Regions from separate parts of the Homo sapiens genome. Here all the other regions are linked to region 1. The links are chromatin contacts, found by Hi-C or POLR2A ChIA-PET in ENCODE. All regions are on one chromosome and are shown on one strand. The core of a region is the stretch at or near the end of the contact, and the rest is flanking DNA. Distances in the headings are between cores, read along the strand shown. Region 1 holds the start of ZNF701 (zinc finger protein 701). Region 2 holds the start of ZNF600 (zinc finger protein 600). Region 3 holds the start of ZNF880 (zinc finger protein 880). Region 4 holds the start of ZNF611 (zinc finger protein 611).

Evidence for each region. Hi-C counts contacts between places; a loop is a spot of excess contacts on that map. ChIA-PET counts read pairs that join two places held with the same protein, here RNA polymerase II (POLR2A). Pooled maps may share reads with other maps.
Region 2: a map of B cell shows a loop between it and region 1 (16-fold over the local background). The contact joins the promoter of ZNF600 here to the promoter of ZNF701 in region 1. A Hi-C loop is called at or near these places in 1 of 168 maps with a recorded cell type or tissue (B cell), 2 of 37 single-sample maps with no recorded cell type and 9 of 50 pooled maps.
Region 3: a map of cardiac septum shows a loop between it and region 1 (2.4-fold over the local background). The contact joins the promoter of ZNF880 here to the promoter of ZNF701 in region 1. A Hi-C loop is called at or near these places in 1 of 168 maps with a recorded cell type or tissue (cardiac septum), 2 of 37 single-sample maps with no recorded cell type and 9 of 50 pooled maps. POLR2A ChIA-PET finds 5 or more read pairs at or near these places in 1 of 52 experiments (naive thymus-derived CD8-positive, alpha-beta T cell).
Region 4: a map of CD8-positive, alpha-beta T cell shows a loop between it and region 1 (8-fold over the local background). The contact joins the promoter of ZNF611 here to the promoter of ZNF701 in region 1. A Hi-C loop is called at or near these places in 5 of 168 maps with a recorded cell type or tissue (CD4-positive, alpha-beta memory T cell, CD8-positive, alpha-beta T cell, ascending aorta and 1 more), 4 of 37 single-sample maps with no recorded cell type and 24 of 50 pooled maps. POLR2A ChIA-PET finds 5 or more read pairs at or near these places in 2 of 52 experiments (GM10248 and naive thymus-derived CD4-positive, alpha-beta T cell).

What each region holds. Positions count from the first base shown.
Region 1 is chr19:52,568,967-52,571,688 of GRCh38, forward strand. ZNF701 (zinc finger protein 701) reads left to right here and starts at 1,321. Exons shown (of 4, transcript NM_018260.3): 1 at 1,321-1,364. RefSeq lists enhancers at 1-530, 1,340-1,589, 1,750-2,358.
Region 2 is chr19:52,785,451-52,788,172 of GRCh38, forward strand. It overlaps ZNF600 (zinc finger protein 600), which reads right to left and starts at 1,341. Exons shown (of 6, transcript NM_001321866.4): 1 at 1,145-1,341. RefSeq lists enhancers at 301-1,159, 1,160-2,017 and a silencer at 1,350-1,499.
Region 3 is chr19:52,368,536-52,371,257 of GRCh38, forward strand. It overlaps ZNF880 (zinc finger protein 880), which reads left to right and starts at 1,388. Exons shown (of 4, transcript NM_001145434.2): 1 at 1,388-1,442. The coding sequence starts at 1,431. RefSeq lists enhancers at 1,070-1,369, 1,380-1,489, 1,690-1,829.
Region 4 is chr19:52,733,685-52,736,406 of GRCh38, forward strand. It overlaps ZNF611 (zinc finger protein 611), which reads right to left and starts at 1,360. Exons shown (of 6, transcript NM_001161499.2): 1 at 1,317-1,360. LOC124904760 (a long non-coding RNA gene) reads left to right here and starts at 347. Exons shown (of 2, transcript XR_007067328.1): 1 at 347-776; 2 at 1,110-2,020. RefSeq lists enhancers at 1,348-2,333, 1,646-1,775 and a silencer at 1,396-1,465.

The DNA.
Region 1 (2,722 bases), core at 71-2,570:
GGGTGTTGTCAAGTCCTCTTCCCTGAGGACTGATCAGTGTTTATCTTGAAAACATGTATTTGGGTTGTATAGAACAGTGAAGTTTCTTTCTCTCTTTTCAACCTCTCAACTGTCCTCTATTTCCCATCACATGCTGGTCTAAGGCCTATTTATTAATAAAATAGTTTTTATTTCTTTCTCTGTTATCGTCGTGAAGATGATTTCTCATTTAGGGGAAGATTTTTTTAGTTTTCAATTGTATTTTCTCAACATTTAAGAGCGAAGTGAAGAGTATTTCTTGGGCCAGGCACAGTGGTTCACGCCTGTAATCCCAGCATTTCAGGAGGCCGAGGCAGGCGGATCACTTGAAGTCAGGAGTTCGAGACCAGCCTGGCCAACATGGTGAAACCCCGTCTCTACCCAAAATACAAAAATTAGCCGGGCATGGTGGCCTGTGCCTGTAATGCCAGCTATTCCGGAGGCTGAGGCAGGAGAATCGCTTCAACCCAGGAGGCAGAGGCTGCAGTGAGCCGAGATGTCACCACTGCACTCCAGCCTGAGCGACAGAGAAATACTCCGTCTTAAAAAAAAAAAGAAAAGAAAAAAAAGAAAGTAATAGATCTCTTCCACAAATGTGCTGGGACAATTAACTGGATATCCACATGGAAAAGAATAATGTTGTATCCCTATCTCACACAATCAAAATTTTATTTTAAAAATTAAAAGAGACGATGAGGGGAGCCCTGCGGGAGGGTGTGTTACTTTGTCGCCCAGGCTGGCCTGGACCCCCAGGCTCAGTGATCCTCCCGCCTCTGGCCCTCAGGCTCCCGCCCACCTGGCCGCATTCCTGCTATGTTTAAGCAGTAGGTGGTGACTTCACTCCTCCCTGGCCTGAACACTCCGTCGCGCATCCCAGGCGGAGGCCCTAGGGAAGTCTCTGAAGCTGAGCACAGGGTGGACTCTCCCTCCTGAGTGAATGGAGAATAGAAAGGGAGAGGATTTCTGTTCTGTTCTGTGGGCCGTCAGCATGAAATTGTACGTTCCGCCCAGGCAGGGCTTTGCATTTTACATTCTTGTTTGCATCCCCGTTCCAGACAATTCCAGGGCTTTCGAATCGTGCTTCAGCCTTCCTGACCGCTCTCGCCTCCAAAGCCCGAAAAATAGAGTCGCTGGGAGCGAGGCTGAGAGACGCACAGGTCCCGCCCCGGCCCCGCCCTCTGCCGGTTCTAAAGGGCAAGGTCTCTCCGCCTGGGGCCCCGCCTCTACCTCGATCAGGCCCCGCCCACCTTCTCGTTGGCTCCACCCAGGCCTGGCTTTAGTCCTGTGCGCACACATCCGCGCAGACCAGGAAGCGGATCCCGTGGAGTGAAGGTCGCACCGCGGCGGTGAGTTTTGCTCTGTGTTGTATTAAGTCTGCACTCCCCATATCCCCGGCACTTCCGTACCTGGGACGTGGGGTCACCACAGACCTGTAAATTCTCGCCCATCTTCCTTCAACCAGAGCAAATGCAGACGTTCCCCTGGGAATCCGGAAGTCGCTTCCTTTTGTGTTTAAAGTCGCCCTGAGGCTGTTCCCGTCTCCAGTCTTTCTGCTACAGGGCGCTGTATACACTTCCTATCGCGTAGTTTCTGTGCTCAAAACCGTTTTTTAACTCCTCCCTCCCCGCGCTTTTCAAAGTCCTCACCCGAGATGTGTATTTCCGCCTGGGCGCCTCCCAGTCTCAACCTTTAGGCGCCTGAAGCGCAAACGTCGCGATCCCAGTCTCAGGGAGGCCGAGTTCTCTGCCTGGTGCTGGGATCTTGTGGACCCCACCGAAGGCGTCGTCGCACCCCACCTCCCGCCTCATGCTGGGCCTTGCTGCACCCCAAGTCTCCCCTTAGCAGTCACCACTTTCCTTGAGCCAGCGTTGGGGAGGTGCCAGGGGCCAGTCCTGTGACACGGTGTGTTCTTGCCTGCCTAGCTCCAACCCCTGAAAAATGAGCCTCTCTGGGATGCAGGCGTCTTACTTCAAACCCTCCTGTGATTGTGTGGGCTAAAGAGATCAGGAGACAGAGAGTAGTAGAAAACCTGAGACAGAGAAAAGAAGAATGAGAAAGACCCATAACAGATGGCAAAGTAGAGGATGGGTGAGGGATTTGCCAAGAGACAGCAAAAGTGAAAAAAAAAAGATAAGAAAGCAGGAGGAGAAAAGCAACTGGAGAAATGTAGAGAAAAGCTAGATGTACAGAGAGATGAAGGACAGACAGCAAGGTAGAGAGGGGCAGCAAAGAGGGAGGCTCATCAGAGTGAGAGAGAGAGAGAGAGAGAGGAGGAATTTGGAGCCAGGGCAGACAGAGCAGAGTGGTGCTGGTGGCAAGGAGAACAGAGGGAGAACCACAGCAGGGAGGACGCCTGGGGATCTGGGGTGCTAGAGAGTGGGGACGGGGGGTAAAACAGAGAAGAGAGAATTTAACAGGGAGAGCGGCAGAGATGCAGAGATGGGATAAGAGGCGGAAATATATGGAGATTGAGGACGATCGAAGAATTGGGGAGAAGGAGCAACAAGAGATTAAATAAGACGTGAGGATGGAGCCCAGGTAATTTTTGTATTTTTAGTAGAGACGGGGTTTCACCATGTTGGCCAGGCTGGTCTCGAACTCCTGACCTCAGGTGATCCACCCGCCTCGACCTCCCAAAGTGTTGGAATTACAGGCGTGAGCCACCGCACCTGGCCACCCAAGCATTCTTGATTGAAAAAGTTTG
Region 2 (2,722 bases), core at 91-2,590, 220 kb after region 1:
GTTGATCAGGCTGGTCTCGAACTCCGGACCTCAGGTGATCCACCCGCCTCAGCCTCCCAAAATGCTGGGATTACAGGCATGACCCACAGCGCCCGGTCCTTATTTAACCTCTTGTTGTTCTTTCTCCCCAATCTTTCAATCTTCCTCAATGTCTATATATTACAGCCTCTTCTCTTATCTCTCCGTCTCCTCTGCTCTCCCTATTAAATTCTCTCTTCCCTGTTATACCCCTCTGTCCCCACTCTCCAGCACCTCAGATCCCCAGGTGTCCTCCCTGCTGTGGTTCTCCATCTGTTCTTGCCACCAGCACCACTCTGCTCTGTCTGCCCTGGCTCCAAATCCCTCCTCCTCTCCCTCACTCTGGTGAGCCTCCCTCTTTGCTGCCCCTCTCCCTACCTTGCTGTCCTTCATCTTTCTGTACATCTAGCTTTTCTCTACATTTCTCCAGTTGCTTTTCTCCTCCTGCTTTCTTAGTTTTTTTTCTTTCACTTTTGCTGTCTCTTGGCAAATTCCTAACCCATCCTCTACTTTGCCATCTGTTATGGGCCTTTCTCATTCTTCTTTTCTCTGTCTCTGGTTTTCTACTGCTCTCTCAGTCCCTCTCTCTATCTCCTGATCCCTTTGGCCCAGGCGGGTTTGGAGTAATCACAGGCGGGTTTGGAGTAAGACGCCTGCATCCCGTAGAAGCGCATTTTCCAGGGGGTGGAGCTGGACAGGAAAGAACACCTGGTATCATAGGACAAGCCCCTGCGACCCACCCCAACCCTGGCTCAGGGGAAGCGAAGACTTGGGGAGCAGCAGGGCCCGGCACCAGGAGGGACGTGGTGGGCGACGGCACCCTAAGACAAAGGTGGGACCTGCAGGATCCCAGGACCAGGCAGAGGACGCAGCCTCCCCGGGGCTGGGGCCGGGGCGCCGCGCTCCAGGTGCCAACTGGGGCGAGGCTGGGAGGCGCCCAGGGCTGGAATCCACCTCGCGGGTGAGGACTTTAAAAAGCACGGGGCGGGAATAGTCAGAAAAATGTTTTGAGCAGGAAAAATACGCGATAGGAAGTGTATACATTGCCCTATAGCAGAAAGACCGGGGACGGGACCAGCCTCCGAGCGACTTCAAACCCAAAAGCAAGCAACTTCCAGACTCTTACCGGGACGTCTCAATTTGCTCTGGGTGAAGGGAAGACAGGCGAGAATTTCCAGGTCCGTGGGGATCCCACGTCCCAGGGGCAGAAGCGCCGGGGACCTGGGAAGTGCAGACTTAATCCAAGGCAGAGCAAAACTCACGCGCCGTGGTAGGACCTTCACTCCACGCGATCCGCTTCCGGGTTTGTGCGCGCCCAGGACTGAAGCCAGGCCGGGGCAGGTTGGCTGGACCTGGGCGGGGTAGAGGCGGGGCCCCAGGCGGAGAGACCTTGCCCTTTAGAACCGGCAGAGGGAGGGCCCGGGGCGGGACCTGTGCTTCTCAGCCTCGCACTCAGCGCCTCTGTTTTTCGAGTTTTTGGAGGCGACAGCGGCCAGGAAGGCTGAGGCATGATTCAAAAGCCCTGGAATTATCTGGAACGGGAATGCAAACTAGAATGTGAAATGCAAAGCCCTGCCAGGGCGGAACATACGATTTCATGCTGATGGCCCACAGAACAGAACAGAAATCCTCTCCCTTTCTATTCTCCATTCACTCAGGAGGGAGGGTCCACCCCGTGCTCAGCTTCAAAGTGTTCCCTAGGGCCTCCGCCTGGGATGCGGGACGGAGAGCTCAGGCCAGGGAGGAGTGAGGTCACCACCTGCTGCCTAAACACAGCAGGGATGCGGGCACGAGGCGGAAGCCTGAGGTCCCAGCTACTCAGGAAGCAGCGGCGGGAGAATCCCTGAACCTGGGGGTCCAGGCCATCCTGGGCGACAAAGTAACACCCCCTAACTGCAGGGTCCTCTTCCTGATCTCTCTCTCGCTCTTTTACTTTTTTTTTTTTTTTTTTTTTTTGAGACGGAGTCTCGCTGTGTCGCCCAGGCTGGAGTGCAGTGGCACGATTTTGGCTCACTGCAAGCTCCGCCTCCCGGGTTCACGCCCTTCTCCTGCCTCAGCCTTTCGAGTAACTGGAACTACAGGAGCCCGCCTAACCCAAACAAAAACAAGACCGGGCGCGCTGGCTCACACCTGTAATCTCAGCACTTTGGGAGGCTGAGGCGGGCAGATCATGAGGTCAGGAGATCGAGACCATCCTGGCTAACACAGTGAAACCCCATCTCTACTAAAAAATACAAAAAAATTAGCCAAGCGTGGTGGTGGGTGCCTGTAATCCCAGCTACTAGGGAGGCTGAGACAGGAGAATGGAGTGAACCCGGGAGGCGGAGCGTGCAGTGAGCCAAGATCGTGCCACTGCACTCCAGCCTGGGCGACAGAGCGAGGCTACGTCTCAAAAAAAAAAAAGAAAAAGAAAAAGAAAAAGAAATATCTCCCCTAGTTTGTCTCCTTTTCCAGAATTTACCAGATACCAGTACACAGATACCAGTGCATACATTAATGTATGACTTTCATACATAGATTCTCTGATCTGATCCACAAAGAGCTAAATGTGCATCCAGATGTGGCCCCTGAACAATCCCTGCTGCCCAATATCACTGACACCTTGGGGTCCACACCCCATCTCCATCCATCTCTGGTGTGAGCCCTTCCCAGGACCATGCCCAGTGCAGCCTCTTCCCAAGCTCATGTCACTAGGTTATAGAAG
Region 3 (2,722 bases), core at 138-2,637, 200 kb before region 1:
TTCCAGCTGGTCCAAAAGTGGCTTCAGAGAACTGGGATAGGTGACTGGCTTGGGGTGTCATGATTGCTAAAGGGTAGGGCTGGGGCGGGGATACCCACTACCCATACTGGAAACTTAGTTACAATTCACACCTAGCATGTATATTTTTATATTTTTTGTATGTATATATATTTTTACATTTTTTTCCTACATTGCCTCCAAATTCTATGTTTAATACATTTCTTCCCTGTTTTGCTCTGGTGAAAACTTTAGGGGACAAATAAATGAGTGCTGTTTGGAGACAAAATTTTGTGACATGGGACTGGGCATTGTGGCGTGTGCCTGTAGTCCCAGCTACTTGGGAGGCTGAGATGGGAGGATCACTTGATGCCAGGAGGTCGAGGCTGCAGTCAGTGAGCTGTCTGCACTTCAGCCTGAAAGACAGAGGGAGACCATCTCAAAAAAAAAAAAAAAAAAAAAAAAAAAGTTGTGACCTGAGTATGTCCATAAGACAATGGCAGGTATACACTAGGATTAATATAAATATGAAAAAAAAAAAAAAACTTGGCCGGGTGCGGTGGCTCACGCCTGTAATCCCAACATTTTGGGAGGCCAAGGCAGGCGGATCACGAGGTCAGGAGTTCAAGACCAGCCTGGCCAACATGGAGAAACCCTGTCTCTATTAAAAGTACAAAAAAGTAGCCCGGTGTGGTGGTGGGCGCCTGTAATCCCAGCTACTCGGGAGACTGAGGCAGGAGAATCGCTTGAACCCAGGCGGCGGAGGTTGCAGTGAGCCGAGATCGCGCCACTTCACTCCAGCCTGGGCAAAAGAACGAAACTCTGTCTCCAAAAAAAAAAAAAAAAAAAAAAGGAAATTGCACATTCCGCCCTGGCAGGGTTTTGCATTTCATATTTTAATTTGCATCCCCTTCATAAACAATTCAAGGACTTTAAAATTCCGGAAACTAGTGTTTATTATTCATTTATATTTATTTATTTTAATTATTTATTTCCAATTTGTTATTTATGATTATGTATTTATTAGGCGCAAGGTTTCTCTCTCATGCCCAGGCGGGAGTGCAGCGCACGACCTCGGCTCACTGCAGCCTCCACCTCATGGGCTCAAGCGATCCTCCCACCTCAGCATCCGGGTAGCTAGGACCACATGCGAGCGCCCCTACAGCCGATTTAAAATTAATTTTAATAGCAGGAATTTTCCTGGATCTAATCATCAACAAACTTTCCCTCTGCCGGGACACAATCTATTTCCAGATAGCTGAGTTCTTCCAGTCTCCACGGCAGGTCTAGCCTCCAAAACGAGACGAGCTGGGAGCGAGGCGGAGGGAAGCGCAGGCTCCGCCCAATCCCACCCGGGCCTGGCCTCGCCTCGCCTCTCAGCTGCGCGCGCAGTTTCCTGGAGACCCGGAAGCAGATTACGTGGAGTGACGGTCATGCTGCGGCGTGTGAGTTTCCCTTTGTTTAGATTAAATCTGGGATGCTGAGTCCCCTCGCGCTTCTGTACCCGGCATCTCAGGGGTCACACAGACCTTGAAATCCCCGCATCGCTCCCTCCACCCCGACTAAACTCAGACGTTCTAATGAGAGTCTGGCGGTCGCTTCCCTGAGTGTTAAAATCGCTCGGAGGCTGGTCCTGTCCCCGGTCTTTCACCACAGGGCCATGTAGACAGCTCCTGTCGCGGAGTTTGCCTGCTTCAAATCCTTCAGTGACCCCTAGACACGGCCCGCGCTGCGTAAAGTTCTCACCCGCGAGATGGATCCACGTCTTTCCGGTCCCCCAAGCCTCGCCCTCTTTTCACAGGCCTGCCCCCTTTTCTGTGCCTTAAATGAGAGGAAATCGATCTGATGTTTACTGCTGATTGTGATGTTTCAGCCTCCATTGGGCTTTTGCTAACACCTAAATAAATATTTAGTGGACAAAATTAGGTTAGTGCAAAAGTAATGGCAAACCGCGATCACTTTTGCACCAACCTAATATTTATGGGCCGGGGCTGGAATTCCATCTTCTCCGGAGGCCCAGGCTGGAGAATTCCTTGAGCACAGGAGTTTGAGACCACTCTGGACAACATAGTGAGACCCCCATCTCAATTTTTGAAACATATGTTTCAGTACGGGTATTTAATAGAGATTGGAATTCTCGTTTCTATGTTTTTACATGGTCTGACTTTTTGAAATAGTTTGAAATAATGTTTATAAACTGAATTGAGCACAGTTTATACATTTTTATTGTTGCAAACATGCTGAAATGCACATTTGCAAAAACAACGACAGCCAGGCACAGTGGTGCACGCTTGTCATTCGAGTTACTCGGAGAGGGTGTCATTTGAGGCCAGGAATTCAAGGCTGTAGTGTGCCATGAATAAGCCACTGCACTGCAACCTGGACACATTAAAAAACGAACAAAGACAAATATCTAAAAAAGAGGTTATTGACAGACAACTCTTTCAGTTGTCACATATATGTTTACTAGAGTATATGTGTGTGAATGTATATATGTATATGAATAAGTGTGTACATGTGATGTGTGTGGATGAGTGCACAGATGAGCAAGTCTATTGTTTTTATCAAAGGCGCATCATCAGTTTATATACGTCTTATATCTTTTAACAGTTGAAATTACATCTTATATATTTTCATGACCTTAAAATTGTTCTACACTGTTATGATAGTGAGTCTATGGCTGTAAGGATAGTAACCTGTTATGGGGATACATGTGCGACAGTTT
Region 4 (2,722 bases), core at 110-2,609, 160 kb after region 1:
GTTTTCTTTTCTTTTTCCCTGGGATTCTGCTCTTCATTTTGTACCCCTCTCCTCTCCTGCTATTCATCCCCTTCTTCCCTTTATTCCTTCTCTTCCACCTCTTCTCCTCCATCCTCACAACTTATTTAACCTCTTATTGCTCCTTCTCCCCAATCTTTCAATCGTCCTCAATCTCCATCTATTTCTGCCTCTTCTCCCATCTCTGCGCCTCCTCTGCTCTCCCTGTTAAATTCCATCTTCCCCGATATACTCCCTTGTCCCCACTCTGTGTCTCCCCAGATCCCAGCTGTCCTCTCTGCTGTGGTTCTCCCTCTGTTCTCCTTGACACAAGCACCACTCTGCTCTGTCTGCCCTGGCTCCAAATCCTTCCCTCTCTCCCTCACTCTGATGAGTCTCCCTCTTTGCTGCCACTCCCCCTACCTTGTGATCCTTCATCTCTCTGTACATCTATCTAGCCTTTCTCTACATTTCTCCGGTTGCTTTTCTCCTCCTGCTTTCTTAGGTTTTTTTTTTTTTTTTTCACTTCTGCCATCTCTTGGCATATCCCTCACCAATCCTCTATTTTGCCATCTGTTATGGGCCTTTCTTATTCTTCTTTTCTCTGCCTCAGGTTTTCTACTGCTCTCTGTCTCCTGATTCCTTTGGCCCACACAATCGCAACACGGTTTGGAGTAAGACGCCTGCATCCCGGAGGAGCGCATTTTCCACGCCCTGGAGCTCCGCAGGCAAGAATACCCCGTGCCGCAGGACAGGCCCCTGGGACCTCCCCAGTGCAGGTTCAATGAAAGCGGTGACTGCGGAGGGGAGACCTGGGGAGCAGCAGGCCCCGGCATGAGGAGGAAGGTGCGGGGCGGGGGGGGGGGGCGCGACGGCGCCTTAGGACCAGGATGGGGTCTGCAGGATCCCAGGACCTGGCAGAGGACTCGGCCTCCCCGGGACTGGGGCTGCGGCGCGGCGCTCCCGGGGCTGAGGAGGGGGAGGCTGGGAGGCGCCCTGGGCAAGAATCCACATCGCGGGTGAAGACTTTAAAAAGCGCGGGGCGCGAGGAGTCAGAACAAGGTTTTCAGCAGGAAAACTACGCAACAGAAAGTGTATACATTGACCTATAGCAGAAAGACCGGGGACGAGACCAGCCTCAGGACGACTTTAAACCCAAAAGGAAGCGACCCTCGGGCTCTCACGGGGATGTCTCAATTTGCTCTGGGCAAAGGAAGACGCCGGAGAATTTCCAGGTCTGTGGGGACCCCACGTCCCAGGGACAGAAGCCCTGGGAACCTAGTTAGCGCAGACTTAATACAACACAGAGCAAAACTCACCGCGGCGATATGACCTACACTCCACCCGATCCGCTTCCGGGTTTGCGTTAATCTGCGCGCGCAGGACAAAAGCCAGGCCTGGGCGGGAAGTGGGAGGTAGGCGGGGCCTGGGCGAGGTAGGGGCGGGGCGCGAGGCGGAGAGACCTTGCCTTTTAGAACCGGCAGAGGGCAGGGCCGGGGCGGGATCTGCGCGTCTCTCAGCCTCGCTCCCAGCGTCTCTGTTTTCAGGTTTTGGAGGCGAGAGCGCCAGAAAGTCTGAGGCATGATACAAAAGCCCTGTTGAGAGAAGAGAGAGACCCTCTGACATTGTTTTATATTGTTTTATAGTCAGTAAAAACAACAGGAAGTAAAACCAAAGACAGGCAGCCCCGCGCCAGGCCCGAAACCAGGCCTGGATCCGCCTGGCCTAAACCCAGTAGTTAAAAATCAACTTATGATTTAGAAGCTGATGTTAGGCATAGATTCCAGACATTGTATAGAAGAACACGGTGAAACTCCTGCCCTGTTCTCTCTCTCCCTGATCACCGGTGCATGCAGCCCCTGTCACGTATCCCTTGCTTGCTCAATCAGTCACTATCCTTTCATCTGAAATCTTTAGTGTTGTGAGCCCTTAAAAGGGACAGAAATTGTGCACTCGGGGAGCTTGGATTTTAAGGCAGTAGCTTGCCAATGCTCCCAGCTGAATAAAGCCCTTCCTTCTACAACTCGGTGTCTGAGAGGTTTTGTCTGCGACTCGTCCTGCTACACTGTAATTGTCTGGAACAGGGATACAAACTAGAATGTGAAATGCAAAGCCCTGCCTGGGCGGTATGTACCATGTCATGCTGAGGTCCCACAGAACAGATAGATATCCTCTCCCTTTCTATTGTCCATTCACTCCGGAAGGAGACTCCGCCCTGTGCTCAGCTTCAGAGACTTCCCTGAAGCCACCGCCTGGAATGCCGGACGGAGTGCTCAGGCCGAGAAGGAGTGAGGTCACCACCTGCTGCTTAAAGACAGCAGAGGCGCGGGGGCGGGAGCCTGAGGTCCCAGCTACTCAGGAAGCAGCGGCGGGAGGATCCCTGAGCCTCGGGTTCCAAGCCAGCCTGAGCGACAAAATAACGCCCACTGCCGCGGTCTCCCTTTCTTGTCTCTCTCTCTCTCTTTTTTTTTAAAAAAAACTTTCGCAAATAAAATTTTTGATTGTGTGACATAGGGATCCAACATTATTCTTTTCCATGTGGATATCCAGATAGTTGTCCTAGCACATTTATGGAAGAGATCTATTACTTTCTTGTATTATTATTATTATTATTATTATTATTATTATTATTTTTGAGACAGAGTATTTCTCTGTTGCCCAGGCTGGAGTGCAGTGGCGAGATCTCGACTAAATGCATCCTCTGCCTCCTGGGTTCAAGCGATTC